2 separate regions of the Mus musculus genome follow, and region 2 is linked to region 1. A link is a contact called in ENCODE Hi-C or POLR2A ChIA-PET data. All regions are on one chromosome and are shown on one strand. The core of a region is the stretch at or near the end of the contact, and the rest is flanking DNA. Distances in the headings are between cores, read along the strand shown.

What was found. A loop is a pair of places that touch in the nucleus more often than their neighbours do. ChIA-PET counts read pairs that join two places held with the same protein, here RNA polymerase II (POLR2A).
Region 2: a map of mouse embryonic stem cell shows a loop between it and region 1 (2.6-fold over the local background). The contact joins the promoter of Wnk2 here to the promoter of Barx1 in region 1. A Hi-C loop is called at or near these places in 2 of 37 maps with a recorded cell type or tissue (adrenal gland and mouse embryonic stem cell). POLR2A ChIA-PET finds 5 or more read pairs at or near these places in 1 of 5 experiments (embryonic stem cell).

The regions. Positions count from the first base shown.
Region 1 is chr13:48,659,858-48,664,419 of GRCm38, forward strand. It overlaps Barx1 (BarH-like homeobox 1), which reads left to right and starts at 3,179. Exons shown (of 4, transcript NM_007526.4): 1 at 3,179-3,482. The coding sequence starts at 3,260. It overlaps Gm36606 (a long non-coding RNA gene), which reads right to left and starts at 2,935. Exons shown (of 4, transcript XR_382336.3): 1 at 2,682-2,935.
Region 2 is chr13:49,146,350-49,150,857 of GRCm38, forward strand. It overlaps Wnk2 (WNK lysine deficient protein kinase 2), which reads right to left and starts at 1,979. Exons shown (of 30, transcript NM_001290313.1): 1 at 1,413-1,979; 2 at 203-885. The coding sequence starts at 883.

The sequences.
Region 1 (4,562 bases), core at 1,929-4,428:
CCCTTCTAACCTGCCACAGCCAGCTGAAGCCCCGGGGTCTTCCGGGTTCGCAAGTGGGAAATGGGACGGGTTCCGCGTACAAGGGTCCCCTCTTGGCGGAAGAAACTGCGCCAAGGATCTCCTGCGGCCTGGAGTCCTTCGTTGCTGGGCCACCCGGGAGGGTGGCTGGCCTGGGACGCTGAGGTCACCTTTTCCACCGTGCCTGCCTCTCCCAGAGCGGCCAGTTTCCGGGATTTTAGTTTAGGCGACAGGCGGGAGGCCCTGGCGGGCTTTAGGCTTAGGACTCAGTGGCTGCGCCTCTAGTGGGGACTTCCCTTCGTCCTGTGCCGTCCAAGTGGAAGGGGGAACCCCTTTCCTTGTGAACTAACCCCTTTCCAGCCAGCCAATGCAGAATTCCTAAACAAAGGATCCCTGAAGCCATTTCTTCGCAATTTTTTTTTCGCCTAAAAGGGGTTTATTCGCAGGTTTGCTTTAGGGTCCCTCTGGACTTTGAGAAGAATGTAGTTTGAAAAGGATGCGTCAGGGGCTCGAGCTTAAAGAGGGCATGGGGCATCGGGGCATAGCCTGGCTCTGAGCCTTTGGTGCCAGGCTAAGCTTTTAGTCCTTGGGGCTTCATTCCCAGCAGGCAGGAATCACTGCAGGCATTCGGCCTGGGCGGCTTGAAACAGTCCTGGCCAGCGTCCAAGGAGCTGGAGGGTGTGTGTGGGAGGGGGAGAGGCGCACCTGTGGAATGGAGTGGGGGTGGGGTCTCTTTCTAGAATTAAGACCTTCATGCCAGAAAAAAATGAGCCTCCTCTGTTCAGCTTGACCTTAAACTCCTTCCTGGCAATAAAAACAGAGCTGTTGACTGGATATCGACAATAGGAATGAGTGGTCTTGGTAGCTCAGACCCATTTCCAGGATCAACCTTGCGTTTTGGGGAAACCTGGCTGAAATTGGAAGGAAGGCGCATAGTGTTCAAATACAGGGTGGCTTCTGTCGGGATCAAAATCAGAGAAGATAGGATGGGAGCTGGCTGGGACTCCTCCCCAGTAGAACCCATTCCAAGCTATACTCCTTCCGATGCCCAAGAGGAAGTGGAGGGGCCTGATGTTGAGCCCTCCAGGGATGGACAGAGTGGAAGCAGTATAGGCAGAAAGGCCTTTGTTCTGGTATAGGTATGGTACCTAGAAAGCCGCTTCTACTCACTGGAATGCCTGAACCAGTCCTTGGATTGAGTTGTATTGAGAAAGGAGGTTGTTGGCCAAGATTCCTATGTCCTGAGTAGACACCGACTTTCCTTTCTGTTCAGTGGGAAGATGCCCATTGCCACTCTGTCTCTGATATGTGTGCGGGTGGTCTTAGTGGGTCCTGTATCACCCTTCTAAAGAGTTATTTTGGTTACCTGATTATCCCCTTTCAGGAGTCTAAAGCAACGGGAAGCCACTAAAGACTGCTTCCCTTCAGTCCTGATGGTGGTCTCCTGACTCAGAAAGTCGCTGCACATTTGGCTGAGCTGTAGCAATGAGCTTTGGGGGGGGGGGGTCTGCATCTCAGCAGAACATTTGGAAAGATGCCCTTTGTCCCCTTCCCAGGCTCAATGGTCAAAGGCTATTGGTCATTTCTTAGTGTCCCGGATGCTACAGTCCAGTAGGCTTCTGAGCCCTCCACCCCAACCCCGTCAGCAGGCAGAAGAAATTATTTCAACTTGGAGAGTTGGGATATAGTGTGATGAACTCAGTTTCCCAGCAGTGAGGGCTTAGGCTCTGTGGAGAGCATTCGTGGGAAGTAGGAGTGGCTTAAAACATGGAGTCCAGTCTAGGAAGGCTGGACAGGGTGGAGACAGAACCCAAGACTCCTGAGAGAGGCAGATAGGAAATACAGCAAGTCCTCTCCTAGCCTCCTGAGGACACCCTACCCTTCTTGCTACCCCTGAACAGCTGGCATGGGTCACCCTGGGTATAGAAAAGTCTCACCTTCCATCCCCACAAACTCCCTGGAGCCAAGAGTCAAGTCTTCCAGACTTGAGACAGCTCAGAAACTGTCAGTGCCAAGACTCAAAGAGGCACACTCAACAGAGGTTAATTTGGGGAGAGAAAAAGAGAATGATCTAACAGCCCCATCTTTAGTCCTGTGAGAGACTGGAGGCTCAGAGATGGAGCTAGGTCCCCAGACTCTCAGAGTATTCCATGATCCCCTGCCTCAAAGTTCATCCAGTGACAGTCTTTCCCCTTTTTATTCATCTGCCCTTATTCTATCCCTTGCTCTAAGTAAACATAACTCAGCCCACTAAGTCTGGTGGTTGCCAGAGAAAATGTGTCCAGGTAAGCTTAAATTAGAAATTTAGGTAAATCCTAGTTGGAGAATCTTTTTTTTTTTCTCCCAGGGTAGCTTCAGAGATTTGAGATCAAAATGGTAAACTGAGGTTGGGGTGGACAGGGAAGGGGGGGAAGTGGTGCACAGGCATGGTCACCACCCTGCGAGTTACACCCCGGTGTATTGCACTGGATCCCTACAGCATCTCGCAGACCTGGGAAAGCTGTTTAAGGCTACCCCTTTCCCAGCTTGGCTTTTGCCCCTCCTCCTCACCACCACTCCAGCCCCTCCCCATCCCACCCAGTCCGCTGGCCTTGCTGCTGTGCCCTCCCCGTGCCCTCCTGCACCTCTGGGGCTCTCTCCTCTCTACGTCTCGGCGCACTCACGTCTAAGAGGCGTCTTGGACACCTTCACATCACTGCCTAGGATCCTGCGTGGTCCTTGCTGTCTGTCTTCAGACTTTTTCACGCCTCTCATTCAAGATCCTCGGTTTGCCCATCTCCGCAGTGTCCTATCCTCAGGGCTGTCCTCTTGGGCGAGCTCTCCTCTTTTTCCCTTGGTCCCGGCCTGCGAGCCCCTATCCCGGGCTCTTTCCCTCCTTCCCTCCTCTCAACCTCCTTTCCTCCCTCCTGGGTCCCTCCCTCCGGCTGGGCCTAGTGGGTGGGGGGCGGCAGCGCGGGGCGGGGCGGGGCAGGGCGGGCGGGGCAAGGCAGTGACGCGGGGCTGGCCAGGCTAGAGGCGCGGCGGCGCGGGGCGGGGACGCAGTCCCGGGTCCGACTGGCCGAGCCCCGCGCGCCCCGCCCGCGCCCTGCGCCTCCGCCCGGCCAGCCGGCGGGGGAGGGGGCATGAGCCGGCGCCCGCGCGCCGCCGCGAGCTGCGGGCCGGCCTAGAGCCCCGCGCGGGCCCCGCGCCGGAGCTTAGCCGCCGTCGCTTCCTAGCCGCGGGCGCATCCCCGGGAGCCGCGATGCAGCGGCCAGGGGAGCCGGGAGCCGCGCGCTTCGGTCCGCCCGAGGGCTGTGCGGATCACCGACCGCATCGCTACCGCAGCTTCATGATCGAAGAGATCCTCACTGAGCCTCCGGGGCCCAAGGGCGCAGCGCCCGCGGCCGCCGCTGCCGCCGCGGGCGAGCTGCTCAAGTTCGGCGTACAGGCGCTGCTGGCCGCCCGGCCCTTCCACAGCCACCTGGGTACGTGCAGCGGCCGCCGCGCAGAGGACTGGGCTTGGCGGGCGGGTGGGAGTCGGAGACCTGGGGTTGTCCGTAATTCATCCTCTTTCTCCCCTGTTTCTGGAGCGACCTGGGATGCAGCTCAGCGCAGGCCCGAGGCACCTACCTCTCTTCGCGCACTCCAACGGGAAAGTGGAGGGTGCGAGCAATGAGCTAGGCAGAAACCAGGCCTTGTGTCCTCGCGTCAGACCAGAAGAGAGTTTGTCTTCTGCTTCAGGGCGGCTTCGAGTTTTTTCGAATCGGGTGATAGGCGAGGCCAGGAGCCAGAGACCGCATCCCTATGGTTGCTACAAAATCAATCTACCGAGCACTCTGGATCAAAATGACTTCAAACCAGGGGAAGCCTGAGTTTCGCGGTAGGGTTGGCTGGGCATAACAGTAGCTGCCCAGACTGGGAAAGCTCTGGAGAAGAGGGTCGTGTCGCATAGTGTTGGATGCCCAAGCCATCCAGGAGCCTTTCAGAACCCCGTGCTTTCCAGTCAGCAACCGACCGAGGCCTGTGCTGCGGCCAGGGTCTCCGTAGGCCTTGTTTGAGGGAAAGAGGCCTGGTTGTGATCCGCTGCCCAGTTGGTCCTTCCATCCCGAGATCTGCTGGGCTTTCGTGCGTCTTGAAGCACTTGCTCAGATCTTTTCTGTCTCCGTCTTGTCTCTTGGGAGATTGTGAGGCAGTCTGCCCTGTACTGCATCTCGGCTTAGGGCTTAGTGACTCTCTTTGGTTGACCTCCTTCCTAGCCTTTTGGTAAAGTGGATCTGTCTCCCCTCTACCTCTCCCCCTCCGCAAGATTCTCTTCCCACTTCCTGCTATGTTTTCTATGCTCCCCTTACCCTGATGGTTCTCAGCCAGGCAGATCCATCCTTTCCAGTATCTCTTTTAGGAGAAGCCTACCAGGAAAGGAAGCGTCCAATATAGACTCCAGCTCAGCTAGCGGCCTCCGGAACCGGCCCCAGATTCTGTCCAGTCTTGGTAGCAGCCAGTCCAGTTTGCCTCTTTGATGTTCATCTGGTTCACAGCCTCTCTGCTGCCGTTCACTATAAAAGGAC
Region 2 (4,508 bases), core at 729-3,228, 490 kb after region 1:
AGCCTCAACCTGTGTGTGCACAGGTCCAGAAACAGCACCAACAGGCTAGCCATACACGAGGCACATATCCTGCAGGACACCCACACAGAGGGTGACACATACCAGCCACCATCCCCAGGGCTGCCTAAAGCCCTTCATATGAGCAAGGACACACCCAAGGACGCATTTGCGGACAGCCCACCTGCGGGGCAGCGGCGCTCACCTGCAGTTCACACCATGCTACCTCCACCCAGGTCTCCGTGTCCAGCCCCTTGTAGACCGTCTTGAAGGAGCCCCGGCCCAGCTCGATGTCGAACTTGAGGAAGCGGCCGTCCAAAGAGGTGGCCACGGCCTTGAGGTCGTCCTCATCGTCTTCCTCCTCTTCAGGTTCATCCTTGCGTGCGCGCCCGGGCTCCGGCTTTGCCTCGGTGGTTCCAGCGTCCTCCTGTGTTGGGGCCGGCGCCTCTTCCTGCCTCGGGCCGCCGTCGGGGACCTGCGCGGCTGCGGCTGAGGCGGTGGTGGGATCTGGGCTGGGCTCCTGCGTGCCCGCTCGCTCCGGGCCAGGGTCCGAGGGGACACTCGGGGAGCCGGGAGGCGCAGCGGGCGCGGCGGGCGCGGGCGCGGCGGGGCGGCCCCGGGCGCGCTCCGCGATGAGCCGGCGCGTCTTGCAGAGTAGAAGCACCCTGCGCTGCAGAGGCTGTGGGGGCTGCGCGCTCGGCGTCTCGGCCGCCTCCAGGCCCGGCGGCTCCTCCTGGTCCGACTCCACCACGCTGCGCCGCAGGAAGCGCTGGGGCCCGAGCCGCGCCGCCCTCGCCCGCGGCTCCGCCATGCCCGCCGACCCCGTGCCGCGCCCGGCTTCCATCAGCGCGCCGGGGGCGTCTCGGCGGCCGCCATCGCCGTCCATCTCTGCGGGCCAAGGACACACGGACCCTGCGTGAGCGCCAGCCCCGCCGCACCTGCCTGGGCCGCGGGATGAGACAGCGCCGCCTCTGGGCCCGCGCCCTGCCCAGCCCCACCGCAGAAGTGACCTGCCGGGCGGTCCTCTGCGGGCTCCGGGGAGAGGGCTGCAGACCGGACCCCGAGGCGAGGATTGCAAGGGGATGCCCTGCTTCACTCAGCTCCGAGCCGGGAACACGGCCTGTCTCTAGCTGTCCCAGGGACTCCAGGAGGGACGACCTGCTAGGTGTCCCTGAGGGCTCAAAGGAGCTACAGAAGGGCTCGGGAGGCTGGAGAAAGGGGTCAAGGCCAGTACTGGAGCGACCCCGCTAGGCTATCCCGCGAGCGGGTGGGGAAGGGACAGGGAGGCCGGGGTAAAGGGAAGCACCGGACAGGAGCAGGCTCCACAAAGGACGCGGGCCCGGGGCGCGCGGGGAGGGGGCTGCGGCGGCGCGGCGCGCACACAAAGGCGGCGAACGGGAGAGCTCGATACTCACAGGGCGAGCGGGCGCTGTCCATGCCCGCAGCCCGGGGACCCGGGCGAGCGAGGAGGGCGAGGCCGCGCTCCGGGGCCAGAGTCCTCTCTCGGGGCCGCGTCGCGCTGGGGCGGGGTCCTGGCTGCAGCGGGGGTCGCCAGGCCGTTCTGCTCCTACGATGCTGCTCCCTCGGGCCGGGCCGCTGCGGGGCCGCGCTCCCGCGTGCTCCTGCCGGCTCCGCGCGCCTCCGCTCCCGCACCGGCTCCGAACTAGCGCGCGGGGAGGGCGGGGCTTCCGTTCGTCCCACCCTCCCCAAGACCGGAGCGCGGGGCGGGGCCTGACACGCCCACCTGGCTGCGGCTGAGCGCCGCCACCTGCGGGATGCTCCCCATGGCCTCCACCTGCGGCAAGGGTTCCAGGCCGGCGCCTGGCCCTGAAGCTCTTTGGAAGTGGTCCGCTGAACTGTGGGGCCTTGAGGGGCTCTATTTTCCCCGGAGGTGGCAGGCCACAGACAACGTGACTTAGCCAGAGAGCCAAATCCTGGAACCTATGCCAAGACAAAACAGACAACCTCAGGATATCCTAGGTGCCCAAGTATGGTTGCAAAATTGGAGTGTCTTCTGGGCCTTTCTGTACTGCCAGGATATGGGAAAACCTCACTATCATCCACGGACGTTGGTACCAGTAAGCGCTGTGTCCCTCTTTTCCATTAAGCAAATCCAGATCTCAAAGACAGATGTCCTTTTGCCCTGATCAGTAGCGTGGTGGCCCAAGCCTATAATCCCAACACCGGTGGGGGAGGGCTGTGGGGGGCAGAGGATACTTGATCCAGGAGTTGGGTCACGTGGCAATAAAGGAACCAGGAACCGTCTCAAAAATAAATGAAAAAAAAAAATAGAAAGGATTTCTCTGTCCTAAATCTCAGAGGTCCCAAGATGGAAACTGGAAAAGGTTTCCAGAAACCCCTTGACTTACCATATTGATTGCCATCTTTCCCCACCCTCAACCCCCTCAGGAGCTTCTCTCTCCACCCCCTGAGCTACTCAATTACCCCAGACAAGCCCTTGCCCCGGGCATCTCTGAACCTGACTGCAAGGGTCACAGAAGACTGACCTGATTTCTGAGCCCATGCCAGGCACCTGCACCTGGGCTCACCAGTTGTGATGCACATCATTGGGGTCACTTCACCTGAAGAAAACAGCGCAAAGGAAGTTACCAGCATGTTCTGATCTCTTTGCTCATCCTGATGGTATGGCACCCTGTCAAAGATGCAAGTTACAAATGTGAACCGATGGCCAGCGGCTGCTGGCCTTAGAGCCTTTGACACCAGCAACTCATAAGACAGAAAAGCCAACAGAGGCAACACATCCTTCACGATTAAAGGGAAGCAAATGCAGACAGAGCTGTTACCCAGTGACAGGGTTTCCCTGGCCCTGCTAGGGGCTGTCAGTGGATGCTGATACCAGTCAAAAGTAACTTTAAAAGGCTGATGTTCAAGTCACTTCCTAGCTGAGTTGGGTGGTAGCACACTGTCTCCTTAAAGGGGGAATGCTGGGACTACTTACGTTATGAAAACTGAGAGCCATGAAGTTAGGACTCCAACATATACCCCAGAGACCCAGGGGTTAAATTGTGTACTTGTCACTGGACTGGGCATTTGCCAGATGCCTGTTAATTTATATTATCTCATTTCTCATCTACCTTGGGAGTCAGGCATGAACGTAAAGCCCACTCAACCAGAAGCAGAGCGCAGGTGCCAGCTCTGTGGGTCTGAGTGTCTCTGGAGATGGGGATCCAAGCTGCACCTCCCAAGCTGGGGCAGAATGTGGGTGAGGACCATTACAACTTCACTAAGGAGGCTAAAGACCCCACCCAGTATTGCCTCTCCTAACCTGAGCCTGTAGAATGTAATTTCTCTTGGACAGGGTTTATCCAGCAAAGGCCCTCTGGGTCCTGGCACGTATATGGAAGCTATAATAGGCAGGGCCTGTGTAAGAGAAATCATGACAGAAGAGTCTCAGCATGCTAGTCTGACTGTCTCCCAACAGGACACAGTGACAGCCTGTGGCATATACCTGCTGAGTGACTAGTGATGAAAGCAGCCAGTCACTTACAACACCTAATCGAAGTGTGGTGGTGCATACCTATAACCCTATCACTCAGGAGGCAGAGGCCAGCCTGGGCTACCCAGTGAGACCTCAGCCATACCTACAGCTATTGCCCACACACATTCACACATGTTTGTGAAGAATTATGACCCTACCCACAAAACTGGGCACAGTCCAGGCTGAGACAGATCTCGGAGAGCCTGTGTCTGACTGGGCACCATGTTCTTTGTAACTAACTCCCTGGGTGTGTTTTCCCACAGCCCCACTTGCATAACCTATGGTGAACTCGCTCCCTATGCCAGCCCTTGGAGTCCACAGCTATGAAACTACCGGATAAGGCCATTGATCTCTTTGCAAGGAATCTCAGACTAGTATCACTAACAGGCCCTTGGAATTCCAACAGATGGAAACAAGGACTCCTTGGTATAGAATTTAGCAGCCAGGGACCCACTCTGTACCCTTCTTCAGGTCCCCGGACATCTCTGAGTCTGTCACCCTGATCCTAAACACTTCCCACTGCATGGCTAGATTTCCTAAGGCTCGCAAGCCAAGGCTGTGGGAGGATACTCTGCAAAAGCAACAACCCAAGGGCCTAGATGCAGCATCCTCTTCTGATGCTCAAGAGAACTGTATCCAAGGTTAACCTCCACTTGGAGATGAGGATGCAGAGGGTGAATCCAGGCAGCATTCCACCTTTAGTGGTTGCTCAAGATCCAAAAAAAGGAGGATAGTGACTCCTCTCTGCAGTTCTCATCTTAGCCTCCTCAGCCCTTCAGGTGACAAGACTCACCAAGGTCAGACACCTGAAGGGACATCTGCTCCATGCAGAGGACATGCAATTGGCTCACCTATGGATGGGTACAGCAGTCATGTCCTACTATCTCAGCACACAGTAAGTGCTCAACAGACATCGAGGAAAGGAAGGCAGATAGGAGGACAGGCCGGTCCTGCTGGCTAATGCCAGAGCCCACAAGGCCTTAATTAAAAAGAGGTGTCAGTATTGCCAGGG